Linked DNA regions of Homo sapiens: region 2 is linked to region 1. A link is a contact called in ENCODE Hi-C or POLR2A ChIA-PET data. All regions are on one chromosome and are shown on one strand. The core of a region is the stretch at or near the end of the contact, and the rest is flanking DNA. Distances in the headings are between cores, read along the strand shown. Region 1 has its middle 25 kb from the start of CLMP. Region 2 overlaps GRAMD1B (GRAM domain containing 1B).

Evidence for each region. A loop is a pair of places that touch in the nucleus more often than their neighbours do. ChIA-PET counts read pairs that join two places held with the same protein, here RNA polymerase II (POLR2A). Pooled maps may share reads with other maps.
Region 2: a loop to region 1 is called in a map of breast epithelium, with 15 times the contacts of the local background. The contact joins two enhancer-like sites. A Hi-C loop is called at or near these places in 1 of 168 maps with a recorded cell type or tissue (breast epithelium) and 1 of 50 pooled maps. POLR2A ChIA-PET finds 5 or more read pairs at or near these places in 2 of 52 experiments (HEK293T and activated T-cell).

Annotation. Positions count from the first base shown.
Region 1 is chr11:123,217,722-123,222,789 of GRCh38, reverse strand. No RefSeq gene overlaps it. Among named protein-coding and RNA genes, the nearest start is that of CLMP, 25 kb to the right of the region's middle. RefSeq lists an enhancer at 3,244-3,744. Within about 2 kb of position 3,301, at least 2 of the 41 ENCODE cell types and tissues checked have a DNase peak (open chromatin) inside an H3K27ac peak, as active enhancers do.
Region 2 is chr11:123,473,863-123,479,019 of GRCh38, reverse strand. The region is part of intron 1 of GRAMD1B (GRAM domain containing 1B); the gene reads right to left. Among named protein-coding and RNA genes, the nearest start is that of GRAMD1B, 46 kb to the right of the region's middle. RefSeq lists an enhancer at 305-599. Within about 2 kb of position 3,844, at least 8 of the 41 ENCODE cell types and tissues checked have a DNase peak (open chromatin) inside an H3K27ac peak, as active enhancers do.

The DNA of each region.
Region 1 (5,068 bases), core at 2,052-4,551:
CAAATCCAAACCATATCAGCCTCCTGTCTGACTCTAGAGTCTATACTCTGAAACTTCACACCACACTGCTTCCTCAGGCCTTGGTTGAGGGTCATCACCTCTGTGAGACCTCCCTGCACACTAAGAGTTCTCCCTCTCTCCTCCCAGAGCATTCCGAAACAAACTTCTGCAGAATGCAAGGGCGGGAAGTGGGCCATTTTGACCTTTGTAACCCCAACCTCTAGTTCAAGGTGCTTTCTCAGTAGATGTTTATAGGTTGAGTAGATGTCCTATAAAACATAGAGGGTCTTAGAAAACAAGTGTATGTTTTGTATAGTGTCATCTGGTAGCTTCTCAATCCATGTTCAAACACCATTTTTCTCTCAGTCATTTAATCTTCCCTCCTTGTCTTAGTCTGTTTGGACCGCTATAGCAAAGTACCACAAACTAGGTGGTTTAAGAACAACAGAAATTTATTTCTCACAGTTCTGGAAGCTGGAAGTTCGAGATCAGGGTGCCACTATGGTCAGGGCCCTCTTCCAGGTTGTTCACTGCTGTCTTCTCCTTGTCTCCTCACATGGTGGAAAGAAGGCTAAAGGGTTCTCTGGGTTATCTTTTATAAGGGCACTAATCCCATTCATAGGGGCTCCATCCTCATGACCTTCTCACCTCCCAAAAGTCCCACCTCTTAATACCATCACATTGGGGGTTAGGATTTCACCAGGTAAATTTGGGGGAGACATAAACATTCAGTCCATGGCACTCCCCTTTGTCAGACCTTGGAACTCTTTTTCCTAATTGCAGTCTCTTTCACAATTACCCTTCCCTTCATCATCACATAAAACACATTTTTTAAAATTTGGTTTAATGTATTTCTCTTGGTGTGTGCTCTTTTCTTTGTTATTCATATTTGTTTATTAGAGACCGTAAATGCTAAGACAAAAAAAATTGTGTAATAAATATTGGCAGAGGATCTTAAACCCAGTATGTGCTTAATAAATAAACAAGTACAATTCTCCTGGCACATCTTTAACACCACACACAATTCAGAACTCCCTCAAGATTTATATACTCATTTACTGACTGATTTATTCGTTGAGTAAATGAACACATGGCTATTACATATAAAGACATGTATTACAGACTGGAAGTTCAAATATGAACTGGACATGAACTTAACCTTCAGAAAGCATACGTTTACAAGGAGAAATAAGGAATGTTCCACTAAAAGGAAATAAAGAATGTCCTATAACCATTTCCAGCTAAACAGATTAGGAAAGGCTTCATGAAGAAAAAGGACCTTACAGAAGACCATAAGGATAAGTAATATTTAGAAATTTGGCAAAGAAGGAGACAGAAGGGCATTCCAGATGGAGCAATGGAGCAAAGAATTTGAGCAAAAGCAGAAACGTGGGAAAGCCTGGGGCATGGACTTGAAACAGAGCAAAGTTCATCGTGCTGAGGCATAGAGTGGGGAAAGAGGAGGGTAAGGAGCTGAGATGGAAATGTTCATGAACGCTGGACGATGAACCAAACCCAAATGAGCCCCAGGCTGGGGATGTCAAGCCACTGGCAGAATTCCCCTAAATTGCATAGCTCTTCTATGGAACACAGTGTGAGAAGCCCACAACAGATTAAAGATGTCTAGGAGCTTGACGGCCTATGTTGCAATCAAAAACAATCTTCCAGATATGGGAAGAAGGAGCCATACGAAAGAAGATTCAATGGAGAAGCATCATGATTGCCTTTGAAGTCATCATTACCGAGGACCTATTGCTGCATGACACAGTGTTGGCTACTATCCAAAAGAAACTTTCTCTAGGCCGGGTGCAGTGGCTCACACCTGTAATCCCAGCACTTTGGGAGGCCAAGGTGGGTGGATCACCTGAGGTTGGGAGTTCGAGACCAGCCTGTCCAACATGGAGAAACCCTGTCTCTACTAAAAATACAAAATTAGCTGGGCGTGGTGGCACATGCCTGTAATCCCAGCTACTCAGGAGGCTGAGGCAGGAGAATTGCTTGAACGCGGGAGGCGGAGGTTGCAGTGAGCTGAGATCGCGCCATTGCACTCCAGCCTGGACAACAAGAGTGAAACTCTGTCTCAAAAAAAAAGAGATTAAAAAAAAAAAGAAACTTTCTCTGTGAGCTTGAGTAAACTTCCTTGCCTCTCTAAGCCTCAGTTTCCTCATCTATAATATAGTGTGTGGTGGAGGCAGTGGAGCGAGGAGAGGTTGCTATCACCTGTCTTGCAAGAATATTGTGAGTAACTACAAGCTAACATATGTAAAAGACTTAACACAATGCCTAATAACTAAGGGCTGCTCAATAAATGATAACTATTTATTGTGAAAATTTTAAATTTATGTGTATGTGTATATTTTATTGTGTGTATTGCGTATATTTTATTCCATCTATGTAAATTCACACTCATATATAGATACATAGTGATTTTTCACAATATCCTGATGAAGTAGGGAAGGCAATTTCCCAAATAAACTAATCCCATAGAAAAGTTAAGGCATTTGCCCAAGGTCACACAATGGTTTGGATTAGATCCCAAAGCTGCCTCCTCCTAGTCCCAGGCTCTTTCCAGAATAGCATGATACCCAAGTACACTTCAAGACCGCCCAGGTATGATTATAAGTGAGAATCAGGAAATGGGCTGAAAGGATTCTCTCACCAGAGAAGGCAGGGGAAGGAAGCTGTCTTTTCTCCTGCAGGTGGCTATTTTTTGCCTAAGTATGTCTAGTTCTTCTTCACCTTCTCAGAAGAACCAGAGGCCACCTTATAAGTTATCGATCATATTTCTCTTCTGGGCTTGCTTTATTTTATTTTATTTTATTTTATTTTATTTTATTTTATTTTATTTTATTTTATTATTTTATTTTTAGTAGAGACAGGGTTTCACCATGTTGGCCAGGCTGGTCTTGAACTCCTGGCCTCAAGCGATCCTCCCACCTCGGCCTCCCAAAGTGCTGGGATTACAGGCATGAGCCACCTCGCCTGGCCTCTTCTAGGCTTTCTTTAAATTCTTGGTAAGATTTCCTCAAAGGTGGGAGCCCCAGTTAAGTTCACTCTTTCAAATAAAGGAGCTGAGGGCAAACCTCTGAGAGTTCCTCAAGGCCAGGGTGCCTGTCTTTTAAATATTTGTCTCCCCAGCACCCAGAGCCTTGTGGGCTCTCAGGGCACCCTGCAGAGCTGTGGTGAGTCAGGTTGTAAGGGTCAGGGTCCACACACCCAGTCGTCCTGGTGTTGGCTGGAGGACAGAGCCGGGCCTCAAGCACAGAGGATGGAGCAGCAGGCAGACAGAAGGAAATGGGTCACACCAGGCATGATTCAGGGAATAGTGTCTTTTGGGACCATGGCCCAAACCTGCTGAACTGACAGCTTCTCCAGCTGGCTTTCTTTCGTCTTACTTCATATTCTAAGGTTTCGGTCAAGAAGAGTATAAACAGAAAGACATAACATGGATGTCTCAGAGCACCGAGGCAAATAAACCCAGGAAAAATAAGCAGACCAGGAATCTCTGGTTAGCCGATCAGATTGCAATTATGCTGCTACTATAGTAGAGAGTGACCCAGACCCAGTTAGTTGGCAAGTTTTTCTTTGCAGCAATCAGCTGATGAAAACATACCCACCTCGTCATGCTCTCATCTGACACAGCACTGTGTCTCCAGAAACTGTTACCGGAAAGGGGTCCCGATCCAGACCCCAAGAGAGGGTTCTTGGATCTTGTGCAAGAAAGAATTCGGGGCAAGTCCACAGTGCAAAGCAAAAGCAAGTTTATTAAGAAAATAAAGGAATAAAACAGTGGCTACTCCATAAGCAGAGCAGCAGCTTAAGCTTAAGCTATAAGGATACTTATAGTTATTTCTTGATTATATGCTAAACAAGGAGTGGATTATTCACGAGTTTTCTGGGAAAGGGGTGAGCAATTCCTGAAGCTGAGGGTTCCTCCCCTTTTTAGACCACATAGGGTAACTTCCGGATGTTACCATGGCATCTATAAACTGTCATGGCGTTGGTGGGAGTGTCTTTTAGCATGCTAATGCATTATAATTAGCGTATAATGAGCAGTGAAGATGGCCAGAGGTCTCTCTCATGGCCATCTTGGTTTTGGGTCTTGGCTGGCTTTCATTACTGCAACCCACTTTATCATCAAGGTCTTTATGACCTGTATCTTGTGCTGACCTCCTATCTCATCCTGTGACTAAGAATGCCTAACCTCCTAGGAATGCAGCCCAGGAAGTCTCAGCCTCATTTTACCCAGCCGCTATCCACAATGAAGTTGCTCTGGTTCAAATGCCTGTAACAAAATCATAAAGAAGAACTAAAAACTCCATATCCAGGACCTAACACGATTCAAGCTGAAGAAAATCAGGTCACAGACTTAAGGGAGTTTATCTGAACTTTTGAACTTAGATTTTTTTTTAATTAGCAAGACTTTTAATAAAGAATAAGGATGAGAGAAAGTGATGGACAAAGGCTTTGAGACCCTGGCATATAATTTTACTCCCTGATGCTGCAATTTGAGCCCCAGATTCTCAGGCAACATTGGAAAAATATAGGAAGTCAAACTACTCTTGTGTTTTCTCATGCTAATACCCACCAAAGAAGCAGGCAGAATGGAGGCCCCAGAGCCCCAACGAGTAACCCCATCTCCCCTCCAGGGTGAGAAAAAAATCAGGCTCAAATTAAAGTGCTATCTTGCTGGCAAAAGAAGTGTGAAAAACTGCCGTGCCCTTTTCTAGCAATTCCAATGAGCTCATGTATTTTCATTCTGAGGTGTTAAACATTGCCAGAGAGAGAGAGAGAGAGAGCCTTCTAAGAGTATTTAGGTCAAATGCTAGGATTTCTTTTAACCCTTTAGAATTCCAGTCGAATTCCAATGATACTAAATTGAAAACCCAAAATGGATGTAACAAACTTTTTCTGGAACCTTTACAGAGTAATGACTAATATTGGAGGGTGAGGGTGGGGGGGGGGGTTGTTTGTTTTGTTTTTTGTTTTTGTTTTTGAGACGGTGTCTTCCTCTGTCGCCCAAGCTGGAGTGCAGTAGTGTGATCTTGGCTCACTGCAACCTCCACCT
Region 2 (5,157 bases), core at 2,595-5,094, 260 kb before region 1:
AAATTTCACTATAATGTCGTTAACTCATGAGATGTCTTACTTGGAACTGGCCTGTTATATGAATCAAGCATCCCCTTATATACAACCTGGGACAAGTGTTACTCCACAGTAGGCAGCACACAGATGACTGTAACTCAAATTCCAAAGCCCACACAGCTCCAGAAGCAGGGTCTACACTGTGGGAGAACACACCATTTACAACAGTCAACAGGGCTCAACCAAGCCAACCACAATCAGCATTGCAGCCTCTTCAAAGCAGGGGTCAAACTTGACCCCGCTGAGCCAGGATGGGCTGGTTCTTCCTAGTCCCCCTATCCTCCCCCGGCAATCAAAATTTTAAACTAATAAAGGGGGCTCCCAGAACTCAAGGCCATCTACCAGGATTTCAGAAAAATAATTCTAAGCTGATATTTGCAAGTTTACCCACTAGATGGCACTGTAGACTTCCAAACCAGAACTACAAGGAAAACCAATAAGGAGCCTCAGGAACCGGAACCAGGAACTGCCTCCTTTCTGGCGCCCCTCTCTGGCCTGCCTTCCCATGGCTTAGAAAACAGTTCAGATGGCAGAGAAGGCAGCAATGGGTCATGTTCAAACTGTGTATTGGTTTCAAATAAATATCAAACTACATGCATCCAACAAGTATTCACATCACGCTATGTGTACACGAAGCATCATCAAGACAATGGTTAAGAGTCTACAGTATGGAACCAGGCGGGTTGGCTCATGCCTGTAATCCCAGCACTTTGGGAGGCTGAGACCGGAGGATCGCTCAAACCCAGGAGTTCCTGATCAGCCTGGGCAACCTGGTGAGACCCCATCTCTATAAAAAAAAAATTAGCCAGGCATGATGGTGTACACCTGGAGTCCCAGCTACTCGGAAGACTGTGGTGGGAGGAAGGAAGGACAAAGAAAGAAAAAGAGAAGAGGCTGGGTGTGGTGGTTCACGCCTGTAATCCCAGAACTTTGGGAGGCGAGGCGGGTGGATCACCTGAGATCAGGAGTTTGAGATGAGACTGGCCAACATGGTGAAACCTCATCTCTACTAAAAAAAATAAAAAATAACAAATAAAAAAAATTAGCCAGTCTTGGTGGCAAGCGCCTGTAATCCCAGCTACTTGGGAGACTGAGGTCAGGAGAATCACTTGAACCAGGGAGGCGGAGGTTGCAGTGAGCGAGATCGCGCCACTACACTCCAGCCTGGGCGACAGAGTGAGACTCCATCTGAAAAACAAAAAAAGAGAAGAAAAGGGAAGGAAAAGGGAAAGGGAAAAGGAAAGGGAAGGGAAGAGAAAGGGAAAGGAAAGGAAGGGAGAAGGAAGGGAAAGGAAGGGAGAAGGAGAAGGAAGGGAGAGAGAAGGGAAAGGGGAAGGGAGGGAAGGGAGGGGAGGGGAGAGAGAGGGAAAGGAAGGGAGACGGGAGGGAGGGGAAAGGGAGGCCACTAACAGATAAAACTGTCTTTTGGAAACCCTGAAAAAGAAACTCTAAACTAGGATTTGGAATGACTTTGCCTTGGCACCGATGACTGAAAGATGCCTTAACACTGCAAAGAAGGGAATTGTATAAGCAACTGTTTGCCATTCGCTCAAGACAGCTAGTCCAGTGACAATTCCATTTACCACTTACCGTTTCCATTTTCATTTCCATTTTCCATTTACCACTCTCAAGTACCCAGCACTGTGCTAGGGGAGGGGAGGGGAGGAGAGGGGAGGGAAGGGAGAATGAAAGGGAGGGGAGGGAGAGGGGAGGGGGAAGGGAAGGAAGGGGGAGAAGGGGAGAGGATGGGAGGGGGAGAGGAGGGGGAGGGGGGAGGGGAGGCAAGGGAGAGGGAAAGAAAGAGAAAAAGAAAGAAAGAAGGAGGAAAGAAAGAAAGAGAAAGAAATGTGAAGTATGAAAAAGAGCATCTGCCACATTTTAACTGCTATGTAAATGCCAGGTGCCATTATCCTATATGCAAGGCATCATTTTATGGGTTATAGGAAAAGAAAGACGTGAATCAAACAAGGATCCTGCTCTCAAAGTGCTTAGAATCAGGAAAGTAAGATTCAATATAAATAACTATATTTAAAAGCAGAAAAATGATAACTCTCAATACTATGTATTAAGTGCTATGGGAACACAGAATGCAGAAATGTCATGTCCTTCTGGGACCAGTAAGACAATTCTGTCTTAACAACAAGATTTTTGTGCTGCCACTTAAAACTGGATAGACTCAAGACATGCAGAAATGAGAAGAAAAGGCATTCTAGTTCAATTCCGTTTACCACTCTCATGTACCCAGCACTGTGCTAGGAGACAGTACTGTAAAGATGATCAGGACAAGGTCTCTCCAGCAAAGAGCTCCCAGTCTAAGACATACAAATATTCACCGTGGACTGTGATGCAACAACAGCAGAAAAATGAACAAGGTGTAGCTGGTGGACACCTCTGTTGGAAAGCTCCAGGGAACACATCAGAGAGGTGAACATCGAGCTGGAGGGACTCTAGATAAATCCATGGTGGCAACAGGCATAGGGTATATACAGGATCTTTCCTCCTCCAGTACCCTCGGCAGAGGCCTGGCCCTATTTCCTCCCATTATTTGAGCTTGTTTTTCAACAGTCTTAAAGAAGTTAAATGGGCCGGGTGCGGTGGCTCACGCCTGTAATCCCAGCACTTTAGGAAGCCGAGGCGGGTAGATCACCTGAAGTAAGGAGTTCGAGACCAGCCTGGCCAACATGGTGAAACCCTGTCTCTACTAAAAATACAAAAATTAGCCAGGTGTGATGGTGCACGCCTATAATCCCAGCTACTCGGGAAGTTGAGGCAGGAGAATCACTTGAACCTGGGAGGTGGAGGTTGCAGTGAGCCAAGATCGTGCCACTGCCCTCCAGCCTAGATAACAGAGACTCCGTCTCAAAAAAAAAAAAAAGAAGTTAAATGGATGAATTGCTGCCAACCACTCCTCCACTCAATCCCATGAAATAATATTGTTGAGCAGAATTTCCAGAGATTCAGACACTGCCTCACCCTCTCACACACACCCTTTCAATTCTTCTCTTATATGAGCCTTTTTCAATGATATAGGCCACCTGGACCCCAGGCAACTCACGCTGCTCCCTAAATAAACCTACCAGTCTTCGGAGACCATGAAAAGAGCAACCTCCAGGCCAAGGTGTTTATAAAGGAGTGCAGCATGCTACAAGGTCAAAAAGCACACCTCCCTCCACTCCAGATTAGTCAAGGCCTTAGTGGGAGAAGACATCCAGTCTGCGTCCACTCTGGGATTCAGGAGGTTGAAAAGAACTTGGAGAAAGTCCAGCAGAGGGCACTAACAGATGAAACTGTCTGTTGGAAACCCTGAAAAAGAAACTCTAAACTAGGATTTGGAATGTCCTTGCCTGGGCACCGGATGACTGAAAGATGGCTTAACACTGCAAGGAAGGGAATTTGTATAAGCAACTGCTTGCCATTCGCTCAAGACAGCTAGATATGGAACTAGGATGACTTTAATCCCTCCTGCTGTACATTCAAGCTTCAGATAAAATTCACTGTATAAATTAAATTTTGGAACACTAGACCATGTTCCTAAATAAGATGGGAAGCTCTTGGTAAAATTCTGGGATATTCCTGAGGGAAACCAGCTGAAGCAGAATCCTGGTTTTGTTTAAGACCAGCGTGCTAGTGCAGGAGCTTATCCTGGAAGGTCACATTAATACCAGCAGCACTGGAAGGACTGGGAAAAATCCACAGGAATCTGAGCCAAAGCACGCTCCACAAGGGAGAAATTCACTAGGCTTTGACCAGGAAGCTCTGCAATGCGGGCTGGGCAAATTCTCATGATTCCAGTGATCTCCCTTCCTCCCTCCCTGTACCCAGGACACGTGCAGAAAGTACAGACTAAACCCACGAACCACCAGGAAGCCGTCCTTCTGCCCTCTGAAAGGCACGGCTTTACTGCTAGAAAGACGGAATATGGCAACCTCTACTGAGTAGGTGCTTCCTAGGGAGAAACAGCTCTTTCTCTTCCAGGCAACCCTACAGGAGTCATAGCTTCCTATGCCCAGAAGGGGTTCTGAGAGATTCAGGTGGTCCCAAGCCGTCATGGGGGCATGTAGGCTGTAATGCAGTATTTCCAGAGCCTGATGGAAACTACATTTACCCACACCCAGGCTGCAGAGACTAATGTACTGCATCTCTTTACTTCTGGCTGCAACTGAGGCAATCTCTCCTGTTAGTATCAATTATCTCATGCTAATTAGAAGCTGCAAAAGGCTCTGAGTGGCAGTTATAGATGTCTTTGTGTCTTTGTTAATAAAAATGGGGAAATATATTATTTTAAGCAGTGATACAGTAGAAATAGCACCAAGGCAGACAAACCTGGGTTTGCCCCCTGCCTTTATTTGTTTTTTGTTTTTCTGGATTGAGGTCCTTGGGACATAGGCTTTGTTTCTTATTAGCCTTCTAACCTTGGCCAAGTCACTTATCCTCCCTTAGCCTATTTCCTGAAAAATGGAGACTTATTGCGATTACTCACAACTTAGTCCTCTATTTATAGAACTGCACAGAGGATTAAGTTGTGAATAATCCAGTCACAGTATCTGAGTTCAGGATATGGCGTCAGAGAGACGCACATTCTAGTCCTGACTCTGCCACTTAGCAGAGGGGGAGATTGAGAAAATTATTTCACTTTTCTAACAGTCAGATGTGGGTAATAATGCATGCCTTAAAAGACTGCAGTTCTGTTGGATTCAAGATTGCCATTACTTTAAAAAAAATTAAAAGTTAAAAAAAAGAAAACATTGCAGTGGGGATTAGAAATGGTAGAAATCATCTGTAGAACATGTTTAGGGCAGTAGCAGGCCCTTGGTGAGTGTATCATAAATGGTGGATATCTATTACACTGAGTATTCAGTTAGTGTGTCAGAATATTTTGAAATAGCCAGTGCATGGGAGAAAGATAACAGAAAAGGCCCTTAGCCTGAAAAGTAGGGCCTCACCACCACTGACAGAAGAGAGAGCTGGGTTTTCATGCTAAATTATTTCTACATATAAAATGACTCTGGCATTTACTATTTCAGCTTAAGTAGGAAAGGTGTATGGGGGAAGAGAAGGCAGGTAGCAAAGATGGAGAGAATAAAGGAGGAGTTTCTGTGTGCCACCTGGCAAGCAGGTATG